2 separate regions of the Homo sapiens genome follow, and region 2 is linked to region 1. A link is a contact called in ENCODE Hi-C or POLR2A ChIA-PET data. All regions are on one chromosome and are shown on one strand. Each heading gives the region's core, a stretch centred on a gene start or an enhancer-like site at or near the end of the contact. The rest is flanking DNA. Distances are from core to core; before and after follow the strand shown. Region 1 overlaps LDLRAD4 (low density lipoprotein receptor class A domain containing 4). Region 2 overlaps LDLRAD4 (low density lipoprotein receptor class A domain containing 4).

Evidence for each region. A loop is a pair of places that touch in the nucleus more often than their neighbours do. ChIA-PET counts read pairs that join two places held with the same protein, here RNA polymerase II (POLR2A). Pooled maps may share reads with other maps.
Region 2: a loop to region 1 is called in a map of ascending aorta, with 2.5 times the contacts of the local background. The contact joins two enhancer-like sites. A Hi-C loop is called at or near these places in 1 of 168 maps with a recorded cell type or tissue (ascending aorta), 1 of 37 single-sample maps with no recorded cell type and 3 of 50 pooled maps. POLR2A ChIA-PET finds 5 or more read pairs at or near these places in 1 of 52 experiments (activated CD4-positive, alpha-beta T cell).

The regions. Positions count from the first base shown.
Region 1 is chr18:13,315,821-13,323,126 of GRCh38, reverse strand. All of the region lies in intron 2 of LDLRAD4 (low density lipoprotein receptor class A domain containing 4), which reads right to left. Among named protein-coding and RNA genes, the nearest start is that of C18orf15, 80 kb to the right of the region's middle. RefSeq lists enhancers at 1,848-2,347, 3,814-4,315. Within about 2 kb of position 3,272, at least 2 of the 41 ENCODE cell types and tissues checked have a DNase peak (open chromatin) inside an H3K27ac peak, as active enhancers do; they include ascending aorta, where a contact is called at or near this core.
Region 2 is chr18:13,496,656-13,503,961 of GRCh38, reverse strand. The region is part of intron 4 of LDLRAD4 (low density lipoprotein receptor class A domain containing 4); the gene reads right to left. Among named protein-coding and RNA genes, the nearest start is that of LDLRAD4-AS3, 29 kb to the right of the region's middle. RefSeq lists an enhancer at 3,065-3,722. Within about 2 kb of position 3,686, at least 15 of the 41 ENCODE cell types and tissues checked have a DNase peak (open chromatin) inside an H3K27ac peak, as active enhancers do; they include ascending aorta, where a contact is called at or near this core.

The DNA.
Region 1 (7,306 bases), core at 2,023-4,522:
CGTGGTTTTCTTTCTACTACTCCTCTTCCCACCTGCTTCTCCCTGAGCAAGCTTCATAAAAGTAGAAATCCAGAGAGATGCTGCTACCAATTTTGTAACTATTTGTGAAGAAAAAGAAAATTGAGTCAAAGCGTTTGTGTGACACAAATTTACATTATCCATCTGTAAGGGGTACAGCCGAGTACAAAAAAGTGAGAAATATGGCCTGGTGCAGTGGCTCACGCCTGTAATGCCAGCAATTTGGGAGGCCGAGACAGGTGGATCACCTGAGGACAGGAGTTAGAGACCAGCCTGGCCAACATGGTAAAATCCCGTCTCCATCAAAAAAAAAAAAAAAAAAAATTAGCCATGTATGGTGGTGTATACCTGTAGTCCCAGCTACTGGGGAGGCTGAGGTGGGAGAATTTTTTGAACTCGGGAGGCAGAGGTTGCAGTGAGCTGAGATCGCGCCACTGCACTCCAGCCTGGGTGACAGAGCGATACTCCGTCTCAAAAAAATAAGAAAAAGAAAAGAAACATGGATGACAGGCGAGGTGTAGTGGCTCACGCCACTTTGGGAGGCACTTTGGGAGGCTGAGGCAGGTGGATCACCTGAGGTCAGGAGTTTTAGACCAGCCTGGCCAATATGGCAAAATCCCATCTCTACTAAAAATACAAAAATTAGCTGGGCGTCGTGGTACACTCCTGTAGTCTCATCTACTGGGGAGGCTGAGTTGGGAGAATCACTTGAACCCGGGAGGTGGAGGTTGCAGTGAGCCAAGATTGCGCCACTGCGCTCCAGCCTGGGAGACAGAGCAAGACTCTGTCTCAAAACCAAAAAAAAAAAAAAAAAAAAAGTGAGAAAAGTGACTGGCTTAAATAAATAATAGAAATAAAGAAGTGAGAGCCATTTTAAAAATCAGCTGTGAAGTAAAAGTCCTTACATAAAAAAATTAAGAAGGGATAATGTAGACAATTTTTCACAAAGAAGTAATTTTCAAATTATGTTAAGTGTGTCGCAATACAACATAGACTCTGATGAGATCACCACTAGATTTTTTTTCTTAGGATAAAGTTTTCTATGCTGTGAATTAATATTTTCTGTGTTTCAATAAAAAGAACAAGCATTGCTAGTTTTTTGTAAAAAAAAAATTCTAAATATAATTATTCTGGCTTTCAATTGCTTTCTGCACAAATAAAGATTTTTAAGTCTGTGTGTTTATTCTTTTTATTCTTTTTCTTTTCTTTTTTTTTTTTTTTTTTTTTTTTTTTTTTTTTTTTTTTTTGAGACGGAGTCTCGCTGTTGTTGCCTGGGCTGGAGTGCAATGGCGCGATCTCGGCTCACTGCAACCTCTGCCTCCCTGGTTCCAGCAATTGTCCTGCCTCAGCCTCCCGAGCAGCTGAAATTACAGGCACACATCACCACACAACGGCTAATTTTTGCATTTTTAGTAGAGATGGGGTTTCACCATGTTGGCCAGGTCAAACTCCTGATCTCAGGTGATCCACCCGCCTCGACCTCCCAAAGTGCTGGGATTACAGGCGTGAGTCACCACGCCCAGCCTTGTGTGTTTATTCTTAATACCTTATTTTTGGAAGAAGAATCTCCATTCTAATTATCCAAACCTGATAGCTGTAAAATTGAATGGGAAAGACTAGAAACAAGAGGACACAAAGAAAATAATTCAGAGCTGTAAACAACCACTTAAAATTTGAGGGAGATGAATGAGTCCCGAAGAGAATTAAATAGCCACAAAAAGCCAAATAAACTATGGTTTTAAAACATCACACGGCGATAGGCCCAGAGATAGGCTTTGGAAACGTTTGCAGCTACATCTGAAATCACAGACTCATAATGTTCAGGAGGAACCTGGCCGGGCAGCCAAACCGCGCATAGGCCTCTGGGGGAGATGCAGGGCTGAGTGTGCAGACGGCGGGTAGGGGCAGGAGACCGGCCTGTCTGCAGCAGGCAGCCTGTCTGCTGGGCCAGAGAAGACCCAGGGAGCCAGTCTCTCGGAGTCCTGCAGCATGCTCGGGCCGAAGTTAACCACCTCTGCTTGCTGCCTTCATCAACACAAGAGGGCGGGGGAGCTGCAAAACCAAGTATCTCCAACTACGCTCTCCACACTGAACTCACTAGGGCTCACTGAAACAGTGCATTCATGCCTGGCCTCCAATTTACTTTTCCCCACCTGCAGACACAGGCGTGGCTTGTTATGTCCAGTCACGGAGAGGAGCCACCTTCTGGAGGGTCCCACTGGGAGGGAATGACAACAATCCTGTTAGGCTTTGAACTCCTGAATTAAACTTGAACACGGTCTACCAGATGCCATGGGCATTTGTGACACTCAGGGAACAATGAGGTCAACACGTCACACGTTACTCAAACGTAGAGTTGCCCCATTGCTCCCCGGCTCCACCCTGCCATTGCACCTGGCAGCGGGATTCCCACAGCCTGTGCTGAGCCTCACTGTTGGGGACTGCAGTGACCTTCCTCACCGTCACAGGACAGAAGATGCTTCTAAAACTACAAGTGTCCAGAAAGCAACTTGGGCCACCTTCTTACAGGCTGAGCTCTCTGTTACTGGAAGAATTCAAACAAAGTCAGGATTACCCTCTATCAGAGGGGATTCACTCTTCCATAAGGAATTATGCCAAGCAGTTTGAGAGCACTGGTCACTGCAGTCCCAGGGGGAGAGCAGCAGGCTCAGACAGGGTTAAAAGTAGTCTCTTCCCTCAATTAAAGGATGACTTTTCAATGTGTTCATTCATAAGGCTCCTTCCTAGATGAGAGGCAGCGGAAACGTAAAAATAAAGAAAAGGCAACAGATTACGTCAACACAGGACTTCACAGTGTCAGTCACCTAATACGACTAATGCAATCTTGAAAGCAGGATTCGCCAAGTCAGAGATGCAGCTAAAAGACTTGCGAATGATTCTTTTCCCTCAGAGGCGCAGCATTCTCTCTTGTAAACAGAAACGATGTATAAAACTACAGAAGATCTTATGATCAGATATGCAATAAAATATGTTATCTCATCCTAAAGTTGAAATCTCAGGATGGAGTCAACTATGATTCCTGCAACAATGCAGACAACACTGTTTTCAACTCAAAACATAATTTTTTATACTCTGTGAATAGGCCACACATAGTTTTTTGGTTTTGGTTTTTCATCCTTTCTTCCCTTGGGTATATCAGTCAAGGAATCATTTATTATAAAAATTATAATAGAAATGAGACATAGTGGCCTCAAGTAATGTCTCATGACCTGAGCTTTAAATCGTAAGTCTCAGAGCTATGAGGCAACTGTTCCCGGAAATATTGACCTCAAAGGTCATCTCATGCGGGGTTTCCAAAATTCAGCCCCTGGAATGCCCTTTTCATGGTTTTTGCCATAAATATAGACGATCTGTACTGTTTATTTCCTTATCATTTTTTGATAGACCTAATCACTCTTTTGGCTGAAAATAAGTTTATTTAAAAGGAGAACTGCTATTACTACCATAAATAGAAAGCCAGTATCCCTGGTCGTAAGTTACAGGCAAATCTAAAACACGCACACACAAAAATGAGAGAGTCATCTAGTGATAACTTTTAGAGAGAGACAAACTGAACTTAACAAGTGTTCCAAATGCTTAATGAATTTGTCTTTGCTGCAGGGAGAGGGTACAAGTCCTGCCTCCACCCACCTCTAGAACTCCAACTTTTCTGATGTATCCAAGACCAAGGATTGGTGTGGTGTCTGTAAACAAAATGCTGTCAAACAAAAGGAAACTCAGGAGCGAGCTGGCTCACGCACAGCAGCTGCACGACCTGGGCCAGCTGCCCCGCCACTGCGCACCTCTGTTACTCGCCCGTGAACTGGGACGAATCATACCCGCCGTGGCCACTTCAGAGGGGTGTTGTTCATTACGACAATCGATTCGTGTTTCTGCACCATAAAGTCCACATGAGCAAAAGGTGCCATGACAGAGAGGAGCAGCAGCTAAGTTAATCAATACTATGAAGTATTTAATAGGTATAAAGGGCTTCATGAGAAATAAGAGCTGCAGCAGCATTTAAAAACAGTGAATGACCTCACCCACTAAATGGCTTGATGTGTTCCAGACGTAGCAGGCCCTGAGTTCACCAACAGTTACTGTGAGTGCTGAGCTCCCCATCCATTCTTAAGCTCTCCTCATTTAAAGCCAGAAAGCTGCGCAACAAAGGAAGGGGACAGCGAGTCACTAGGGAAGGGGACTGCGGTCCGTGGTGGAGAGGGAGCATGACTCAGTGTAAAGTAAGAGGGCTTTTCTAACGTGGACAGGAACAGCACTGCCCACACACACCCACCAGACAGGAGCTCCATCACCCAGGGTCCTGCCTAGGTCTGTGGCCCAGGCAGCACCACAGTGACACAGACAGACACCAGACAGACACTGGCAGAGGCCACCTCCCGTCCACTGGCTTTGAAATCCCCGGAATGCCTAGCGGCACATTAAGAGCAGCATCAAGCTTTCCATTTGTCATCCAGTGCCATTTTAAACTCAGAAGGAGAAAAACACAAGAAATTTTAGTCTTATGGATGGGCATTTATTCTATTTTATGAGGTCACACTTAAGATTCACTATGAATCCCAGCATTTTGGGAGGCTAAGGCAGGTAAATCTCCTGAGGTCAGGAATTCGAGACCAGCCTGACCAGTATGGTAAAACCCCGTCTCTACTAAAAATACAAAAATTAGCCGGGTGTGGTGGCATGCACCTGTAGTCCCAGCTACTCAGGAGGCTGAGGCACGAGAATCGCTTGAACTCGGGAGGCGGAGGTTGCAGTGAACTGAGATCATGCCACCGCACTCCAGCCTGGGCGACAGAGGGAGACTCTGTCTCAAAAAAAAAAAAGATTTCACTATGAATTAAAGCTCCATCCCCAGAAATCAGCGATGGCCACAGGCAGCAGGGGAAGGAGGCAGTGGTGCGCAGGGAAAGCCGGAAGCTCCAGGTGAGCGGTCCTGCCTTGAAGGGACCCCTGCGCTGAACCCTCCCAGTGCTGACAACACTCAGGGAACAGTGACTTCACAAGGACAGGAAGCGAGGGACCGGACGAGTGGCAGATGTATACTCAACCACACGGTAATGCAGAAAATTCTATTCCAGATGACACAGAGAGACAAATATTTAACATAATGTGAAATTCAACTGTGTACACTGATAAAGATTAAAAGAAGACATAGATTCCTCTAGTAGAAACAGTTGGTGTCATATGATAAAAAATTTTTTCTTAAATGGCTTTTATTTTTATTATAGGAGTAACAAACGTTCATTGGAGAAAATACAAAAATAGAAATAAACAGAGAAGATAAAATCACCCATAATCCCACCACTCAGACAGAAACATTACTTATATTTTGGGTTATTCTTCCAGACTTTTCTCTATATGAATATAAACATACACATTTTTAACTGAAGTGGGATCACAGTGCACATACTGTCTTGTGACGTGCTTTCTTTAACTCAGCCTGCCTTGAATGTTGCCAGGTTCAACAGATACACTTCAACAATACTGTAAGGTCTTCCCAGTGGCACCCACGGAAAATAGACAGGTGTACCATTGTTCTACCAATCCTAATTGTTCAATTTATTAAAAAGATAAAGGATAACCAATTTCAAATATTAATTTTTTAAGTGATGAATGCCTTCTAGTGAAGAAATCTTATCTGTAAGTCCATCAAAATGAATTGAGACAAAAATGAAATACTCTTTCAGTAAAAAAATCATCTGAATAGCTGAGCAGGTCAGGATCTTCCATCCAAATTGCTTTGGGGATGTGTACCTTAGGCTTCGGGCTAAAGAAACTGGGAGTCTCTACAGGTTGAAGCTATCCCTGAGAGCTTAGGATACGTGTAGGGGCAATTTAAGAAATATCTTTTTTGTGGCTATAGACCCTGCCTTTACAGTAAACTATCATCCTTGGGAATTCACCTGTTACCACTGTGAGAAGCTGCTATCTTTGGCAATGCCCGATGCTTTGATGTCTGCTTCACCTGACATTGGTGCACCAGCTTCCTTATGGCTAGTGTGTGCACCGGGCATCCTTCTCCCTCCTTTCACTATCGTGCCTTCTGGATTCCTTCATCTAAGCACGTCTATCGTAAGCAGCAATTTTTTAAATATTCAGTTTGACAATCTCGGTATTAACTGGCATATTTAGTTCAGTTGCATTTTATGTAATTATGAAGTGTTTGAGTGAAAACTGACCATGTTGCTATCTGTTTTCTATTTATCCCATCTGTTTGGTTTGTACATCTCTCCCTTCTTACTTTCTTTTGGATTCACTGAGTACTTCTTATCGGTTCAGTTTTCCCTCCTCTGTCACCACATGCATCATGCATTATTAGTATTTTAGTGGTTACTTTGGAGATTGTAACATGTGTCCTAACTCACTAGTTCCCAAGAGAAATTAGTTCTCCAACAGCTTCCCTAACAACAGCAGCACCCACCCTCCACGTCCACCCTCAAGGCTGTTACCATCATGTGTTTTAATTCTGCCTGCACATCACACCCCACAAGGCACTGCTGTGACTTGCTGGTGACAGGTAGTCGCTGTCCACTCAGAACCACCCGTGGCTTTGCTGTTTACGTGGCTCTGCATTCCCTCCTACATTCCCATGCTTCCATCAGGACCCTTTATCCTTCCGCCTGAAGAATTTCCCTAATAATTTCTTCTACTATAGTTCTTCTGGTGACAAGTTCTGTCTGATTCCGTTTGTCTGAAAATGCCCTTTGGTGGCCTTCATTTTTGAATAGAATTCTAGGAAAAGAGTTACTTTCTCCACTTTAAAGACTGTCATTTCATCGTCATCTGATTTCTATGATCTCTGTGGAAAAGTCAGCTGTCAGCCGTAGAGCTGTCCTTTCACTCAGATGCACCTCCAGCTCCATCTACATTTCCACATTGCCTTGTGTTCTAGTTTTGCAGTGACATGTCAGGTGTGGTTCTCTGTGTATTTGCCATGTTTGGAGTTTGTAAAGTTTCTTGAATTTATGGCTTCATGTCTGACAGAGTTTGGGATACTTCTCAGCCAGTATCACTTCAAATCCTGCTGGCACCCCCATCTCTCTCCTCTCACCGTCCCTCACCTTTGCACGCTGGGCCTTTTCTCCACATCTCCGTGGCTCTCATGCTCTTTCCTCTATTTTTTCATTCTTTTCTTCTCTATGCCTCACTCTGGATATTTTCTGTCAATCTACAGTGCAGAGTTCACTCTCCTATGTGCAATCTGCTATCCAATTTATATTTAATTCTTCATTTCATTTATTGTATTTTTCATTCCCAGAATTTCCATTTA
Region 2 (7,306 bases), core at 2,437-4,936, 180 kb before region 1:
CTATATGAGCCTTGCCTATCATTAGTAATGTTATTAAAAAAATAAATCTTTAAATATAGTATATCCATGTTACCTAAAATCTGGAAAATGAACAAATCATTTTACTCTATCATAACTAGTCTCATAATTATTTCTTTTGAGTCATTTTTAAATAATTATTTTTTACTTAGTTTTTTTTTTTAAAACAAGAGCCAGTCTTTCCTTTCTCATCTCCTGCCAGATGTACAGCCTATGAGGCCTGCCCAAAATAAAACCAAACTCACTTCAGAAAGGGGCTCCACATCCACGCACACATGCCTGGGCTGCCTGCTTCCCCTCTGGCACATCCCGCCCCTGTGATAATTTCATCTCACATGGGGCTGCTTTCCACTGGATCCACAGGTCTCCTGCACAGCAAGGAAGCCCCCTTCTGGTCCTCTCTCCTCTTTCCCCTTCAGATCTGTTTCCCCTACTTGATAATTAAAATAGAAAAATACAGAAGATTTTTTTCAAAGTCTCCATTCTCGTTTAGAGTCTTTAGGGTAATTTTACTTAGGAGAAGGGACCCTCATACACATGGCCGTTTGTTCAAGCACCTGGTGGCAGGGACCACGCTGCCGGCTGGGAACAATGGCAGGTTGCCTGCTATCTGTAGAAAAGGATTTTCAAAGGCTGCGCAGAATTGAGATGCTGCTGAAGCAGAAAGTGCTGCACTTTTCAATGCTGCCATTTCCAACAGTTAGTACCTAGGGCCATCCTCCATGTAACTGAGGAAAAAACCCTGGAGGAAAGCTTAAAACGTTAAATGCCCCTAGTATCCATCTCCACTTTCAGTTGTACATACTTTAAACGTTTTATCACACAACATCGGTTGATGGTGGCCATAGATAAACCACAAGAGACAGAATTCATGCAGTCGAAACTTGGAATTCCATGTAATACCATCAGCCTCTCAGGTTCATGTTAATACAAGCACATATACCTGACTGATGCCACAAAGTCTGCTCTCTCTTGCCCTTCCTTCTCAAGCCTTTCCTCCCCTAAATTCTTTCTGCTACAGCAGATAGCCGCTGTGTGCACTGACCTCCAACAACTGGGATCCCAGCCTGTGGCTGCCAGCCAGACTGCTTCAGGAGTGACCAGACGGGTGAAGTTCCCCACCAGCTGTGCTCTGAGGATGGCTCAGGAGAAGTCAAAATTCACCCCGAAGCACTGAGAAGACCTGTTTCATAGACAGATCACGTCCATGGGTGTGGCCCGTACAGTCCTCCCAGTGGGGTTCCTGTTTGGTGTCACTTCAGGCAGCCGTGGCCCAAGCTAGCTGAGAGTGGGTGAGAAGCAGAGCTACACGGCTTGTTCCTTTGCCACCGGCTGGATGCTCCTTTATCTTTTCCCCTACTTACTTTTTTCTTCGATAAAGAGTCGACAAATAATTAAGAATTTACTAGACAGTCATATTGTACACTTACGAGCTCAGCACACAATTAAAATGTTTTAAATGACTTAGTGCCTTGTACGAACTTCATACACAAAAGTTTGGTAGTATGCATACCAATATTTGGTATTCAGCTATGGGTGTGTGAAAGAATTAGTACATCTTAAACCCAAATAAAAGCATTTTAGAAAAGAGGCATCACAAAAGGCATCTGGACACAGTCCCAAGAGCTGGTGAATCGGTCAGGACCAGCACAGAGGCTAGTGGGACAGAATTTTAAAAGATGTGGCACCAGCTGATAAAACCTAAAGCACTAAGTAGTAAGAGTATCAAAACTGACAGGACACGTAACTTTAAGTCAGGAGCTAAAGAAAACACAGGAGAGCTGACAATCAGAGCAGCTGAAATGGTTTTCCGTACCTCATTGCAAAAACTTTCACAATGAGTATTTGCTACTCTGGTGACGGTTCAAAGCCTTCCGCGAATTTGCAGCGTTACACAAGATGTCACTTTCTCCCCTCAATTTGCCTACGGCACCTACCCGGACTTCTCAGCTGTGTAGGCACCAATTTCAAAGAGGTCTGAAGCCAGTGGAGTAAAAGCATTTTAAGTGTGATGTTTTCTTAGGTTGAACATATCAAACACACATTTCTAGTACAATTCCAAATGTTTCAAAATATTATTTTAGTTGTTAAGAATCTTGAAATGAAAGCTCTGTTATTACAGAATGCCCCTGTTTTTATCATGCATTAAACCAAACCAACCCCCACCCCATTCCCTGGCTCTCAGAGAGAGGGACATGCGTGTGTGAGCGAGTGTCAGGCGTCCTGTGCACACACAGGCACGTCATGTTTCTCCTCTCACTCCGGACCCCTTGGGTTTCTATGGATTATTAATAATACCCACCCACCTGGCTGGCAGACTTTTCACAACACACCCTACAAGATTCTGCAAAAAAAAAAAGCAACACAATTTGAAAATACACAATGCCAACCTCCGGAGGAGGGAAAGAGAAAGAAAGGAATTAAGGGTGAGACCCAGACAGACAGACAGACAGACAGGCTCAAGGAAACTGTGTTCCCTGGGGTCTGGGCCATGCAGCCGTCGGCAGGTACTCAGCTCTTCTCGGCGCAGACTTGCTTAGCATGGCAATCGGCTGTCTGCCCAGGAGGATGAGGTAATGTCTAGGTTTAATGCCAAAATCTCTCTCACTGGCAGGACACATCGGGTAAATATTTCTACTGCAGGAGACCACATTCATTTGATGCTACTGCCAGTTTTATTATTGTTATTATGCTCATTAATATTAATACTCAGCCACTGTACCTATTTAAGATTGAAGAGGAGAAAGGCAAGGTTTTGCTGAAATCATGATAGCAGGTGCAGGGGGAAGAAAGTAGCCCCTACTCCACCCCCCGGCCTCAATCTCCCGCTAACAACAGTTACAGCACCAGCCTTCTGCAATCCCTTCCATCATCCTCAGCTGCACAGAGACCCCCTGCAACTTCCTCTCCAGGTGGCTGTAAATCTGGGACCTAGCAGTGACAATGGGTTTGGGGCGGGTGGGCATGAGGGGCTTGAAGGCTCCTTGAAGCGACCTTCCTAGTTATAATATTTGAAAATGTAGAATAATTTATGGGTCAGATTGCCAATGGTTCCTTCTCCTTTCTAAAAACCAATTCTGAATTTGCTTCACCATATTTTTGATGATGTGTTTTATGGCCTCACAAACTCCCAGCTGGTTCCCTCGATGATCTCGTCTCTGTGGTTACTGTCAACAATCCACATTCGTGTTGTGGCATATCATCTTACAGAAGCATTTAAAGCAGCTCAGGGCTTCTTTCCTCTGATGTAGATTTTCTCCATTGTTACTCAACGAGGCTCTGACATCAGCCTCCTTTCAGTTCAAAAGACAGGACGTTTTTCTGGGAGTCAGGAACTGAATGCAGAACTTCCCGCGGGCTTCACAAAGGACCGCCGAAAGGGACAGTCACACACTGCCATGGATGTGGTCTCCTCTCTGAGGAGCTGGGAATAACGCTGCCCTCCCACAGGCGCTGCTCCCAGGAGGGGCGGGAAAGCATGATGCCAAAGGGCAGTTTCAAAACTGGGCCCCGGGGAGCAGCAGCGTTAGGTGTGGACAACATGAAAAAGCACCTAAGACCCAGTGCTGTCCTGCAATGAGACAGAGACGCGGCCACTGTCCCGCACAGCCCCACGGGCAGAGGAGGCGCTCCAGAGGAGGGACTTTGAGAGACGACGCAATGTGCCTGCTGTGGGAAGTCACAAGACAGCTGCTATTCCCGGGCCGTCAGGGCCAGGCCAGCCTGGCTAGCTGCTGAGAGGGTCTGCACAGTGACTCCATGAGGTTAGCAAAATATATATATTTTTAAAGCCTAGCAACCTTTCCTAAACATTTTTTTTTAATCACCAAAACATCACATTGTAAGGAGTTTCAGATTATTCCCAACATTTCCCAATGTCAAGTCTTGGACAACATGTCTGCACCAAACATGTGCTTCTAAATAGAAAACCGAAAGTCCCTGTCAATCAGGAAGGTAACACTCTGGAGAGGAGGAGGAAAGGAAGTGAGACAGTGCTGGTGTCTTTTGTCATTAGGACAGTGGAGATGCGGCTGCTTGACCCAAGCAGCATACTGGAAGGACAGCTGAGAGCAAAAACGGAAAGGGAGCGTGGAGGTTTTCACAGCAGGACGTGTGTGGGCAGAAGGATTCTCCAGTGTCCACAGCAGGATACGTGTGTGGAGATGGATTCTCCAGTGTCCACGGCTGGACGTGTGTGGCAAAAAGGATTCTCCAGTGTCCACGGCGGGACATGTGTGGAGATGGATTCTCCGGTGTCCATGGCAGGACGTGTGCGGCGAGAAGGATTCTCCAGTATCCACAGCGGGACGTGTGTGAGTAGAAGGATTCTCCAGTGTCCACGGCAGGATGTGTGTGGCGAGAAGGATTCTCCAGTGTCCACGGTGGGAAGTGTGTGGCGAGAAGGATTCTCCAGTGTCCACGGCGGGACGTGTGTGGCAAGAAGGATTCTCCAGTATCCACGGCGGGACGTGTGTGAGTAGAAGGATTCTCCAGTGTCCACGGCAGGACGTGTGTGGCGAGAAGGATTCTCCAGTGTCCATGGTGGGAAGTGTGTGGCGAGAAGGATTCTCCAGTGTCCACGGCAGGACGTGTGTGGCAAGGATTCTCCAGTATCCATGGCGGGACGTGTGTGAGTAGAAGGATTCTCCAGTGTCCACGAAAGGACGTGTGTGGCGAGAAGGATTCTCCAGTGTCCACGGTGGGAAGTGTGTGGCGAGAAGGATTCTCCAGTATCCACAGCGGGATGTGTGTGAGTAGAAGGATTCTCCAGTGTCCACGGCGCGACGTGTGTGTGAGTAGAAGGATTCTCCAGAGTCCACGGCGGGACGTGTGTGGTGAGAAGGATTCTCCAGTGTCCACGGCGGGATGTGTATGGCGAGAAGGATTCTCCGGTGTCCACGGCAGGACGTGTGTGGCAAGAAGGATTCTCCAGTGTCCACGGCGGGACGTGTGTGGAGATGGATTCTCCAGTGTCCACAGCAGGACATGTATGGCGAGAAGGATTCTCCGGTGTCCACGGTGGGACGTGTGTGGCGAGAAGGATTCTCCAGTGTCCACGGCGGGACGTGTGTGGCGAGAAGGATTCTCCAGTGTCTACGGCTGGGGACATGTGTGGGGAGGATTCTCCAGTGTCCACGGCGGGACGTGTGTGGGGAGAAGGATTCTCCAGTGTCCACGGCGGGATGTGTGTGGGCAGAAGGATTCTCCAGTGTCCACAGTGGGACACGTGTGGCAAGAAGGATTCTCCAGTGTCCACAGCAGGACGTGTGTGGGGAAAAGGATTCTCCAGTGTCCACAGTGGGACACGTGTGGCAAGAAGGATTCTCCAGTGTCCACAGCAGGACGTGTGTGGGGAGAAGGATTCTCCAGTGTCCACAGTGGGACGTGTGTGGCGAGAAGGATTCTCCAGTGTCCACAGTGGGACACGTGTGTCAAGAAGGATTCTCCAGTGTCCACGGCGGGACGTGTGTGTGGAAAAGGATTCTCCAGTGTCCACGGCGGGATGTGTGTGGCGAGAAGGATTCTCCAGTGTCTATGGCTGGGGACGTATGTGGGGAGGATTCTCCAGTGTCCACGGCGGGATGTGTGTGGGGAGAAGGATTCTCCAGTGTCCACGGCAGGACGTGTGTGGGCAGAAGGATTCTCCAGTGTCCACAGTGGGACGTGTGTGTGGAAAAGGATTCTCCAGTGTCCACGGCAGGACGTGTGTGTGGAGAAGGATTCTCCAGTGTCCACGGCAGGACGTGTGTGTGGAGAAGGATTCTCCAGTGTCCACAGAGGGACGTGTGTGGCGAGAAGGATTCTCCAGTGTCCATGGCAGGACTTGTGTGGGCAGAAGGATTCTCCAGTGTCCACAGCAGGACGTGTATGGCGAGAAGGATTCTCCAGTGTCCATGGCGGGACGTGTGTGGAGAAGGATTCTCCAGTGTCCACGGCAGGACTTGTGTGGGCAGAAGGATTCTCCAGTGTCCACAGCAGGACGTGTATGGCGAGAAGGATTCTCCAGTGTCCATGGCGGGACGTGTGTGGGCAGAAGGATTCTCCAGTGTCCACAGTGGGACACGTGTGGCAAGAGGGATTCTCCAGTGTCCACGGCGGGACGTGTGTGGGAAGAAGGATTCTCTGGTGTCGTTTTCGCTGGCTCCTCACTCCCAGCTAACAAAGTGTTTCTTCCCATTGTAGCTTTGGCTTTCAGAAGTCAGCCTTCTTTCCTCCCCAAAGGGAGGGCTTTCCTCACATAAAAGAAAATTAAGGCTCCCCCATATGTGTTTTGACCTGGTATTATGGCATGAAAGCCACTTGCACCTTCTTACAAAGTCTTAGTGAACTACTTCTGAAAAATGGTAATAATTAAAAAGGGTTAAAAATACACAGTAGTCAGCCTTTTAAAAACATTACAAGACTGACACAGCAGGCATGTGAAAAAAGAAGGAAAAAAAAAAAACACTACAAGAGCCACCCTTTTGCCAGGCCCAGTGGCTCAGGCCTATAATCCCAGCACTTTGGGAGGCCGAGGCAGGAGGATCACTTGAGGCCAGGAGTTCATGACCAGCCTGGGCAACATAGTGAGACCTTGTCTCTACAAAAAAAACAAACAAATTAGCTAGGCATGGTGGCATGTCCCGGTAGTCCCAGCTATTCCGGAGGCTGAGGCAGGAGGATTGCTTGAGCCCAGGAAGTCAAGACTGCAGGGAGCTGTGATCACTGCACTCCAGCCTGGGTGAGAGAGTGAGACCCCATCTCTAAAAAATAAAAAGAACCCTTCTTTAAGTTGAAATAAAAGGAAGCTAAATAAAATGCTCTGTAACTAAGCAGTCTCCACTTTATTTAGACTAGAGAATGCTCATTATGAGTCAGGCAGCAGGCTGGATGGAAATTACTAATTAATTGAACATTATGGCTTAAAACACAGTAATTCATCTTACTTACTGCTTTTCTTGAATACATGCGCATTTCTTAGGTTTTGTTAAGCTAATGAAAGGTCATGTTTAAAGGTTATTAATGGGGAAGTTCTCATTCTGAGGTTGCTTGGCTTCACCTGTCTTCAAGTCCACTGGGGTGCCCAGGTTCGGGCTGGCTGCCTTGAGATTTGCTGGACAAATAGACGTGTGGGCATGACATTTTATACTATGTGGTTTTAATTCTGGTTTGCATTAATGCAGTGGTTTTGTGGTAACTGCCACAAACCTTGAAATCACACCCTTTCCCTCCCACCTCCCAATCCCTTTATTAACCTCGAGTATGGGGGACTTTGACTCTGATACCAGAACCAAGAGTCAGATTTCTG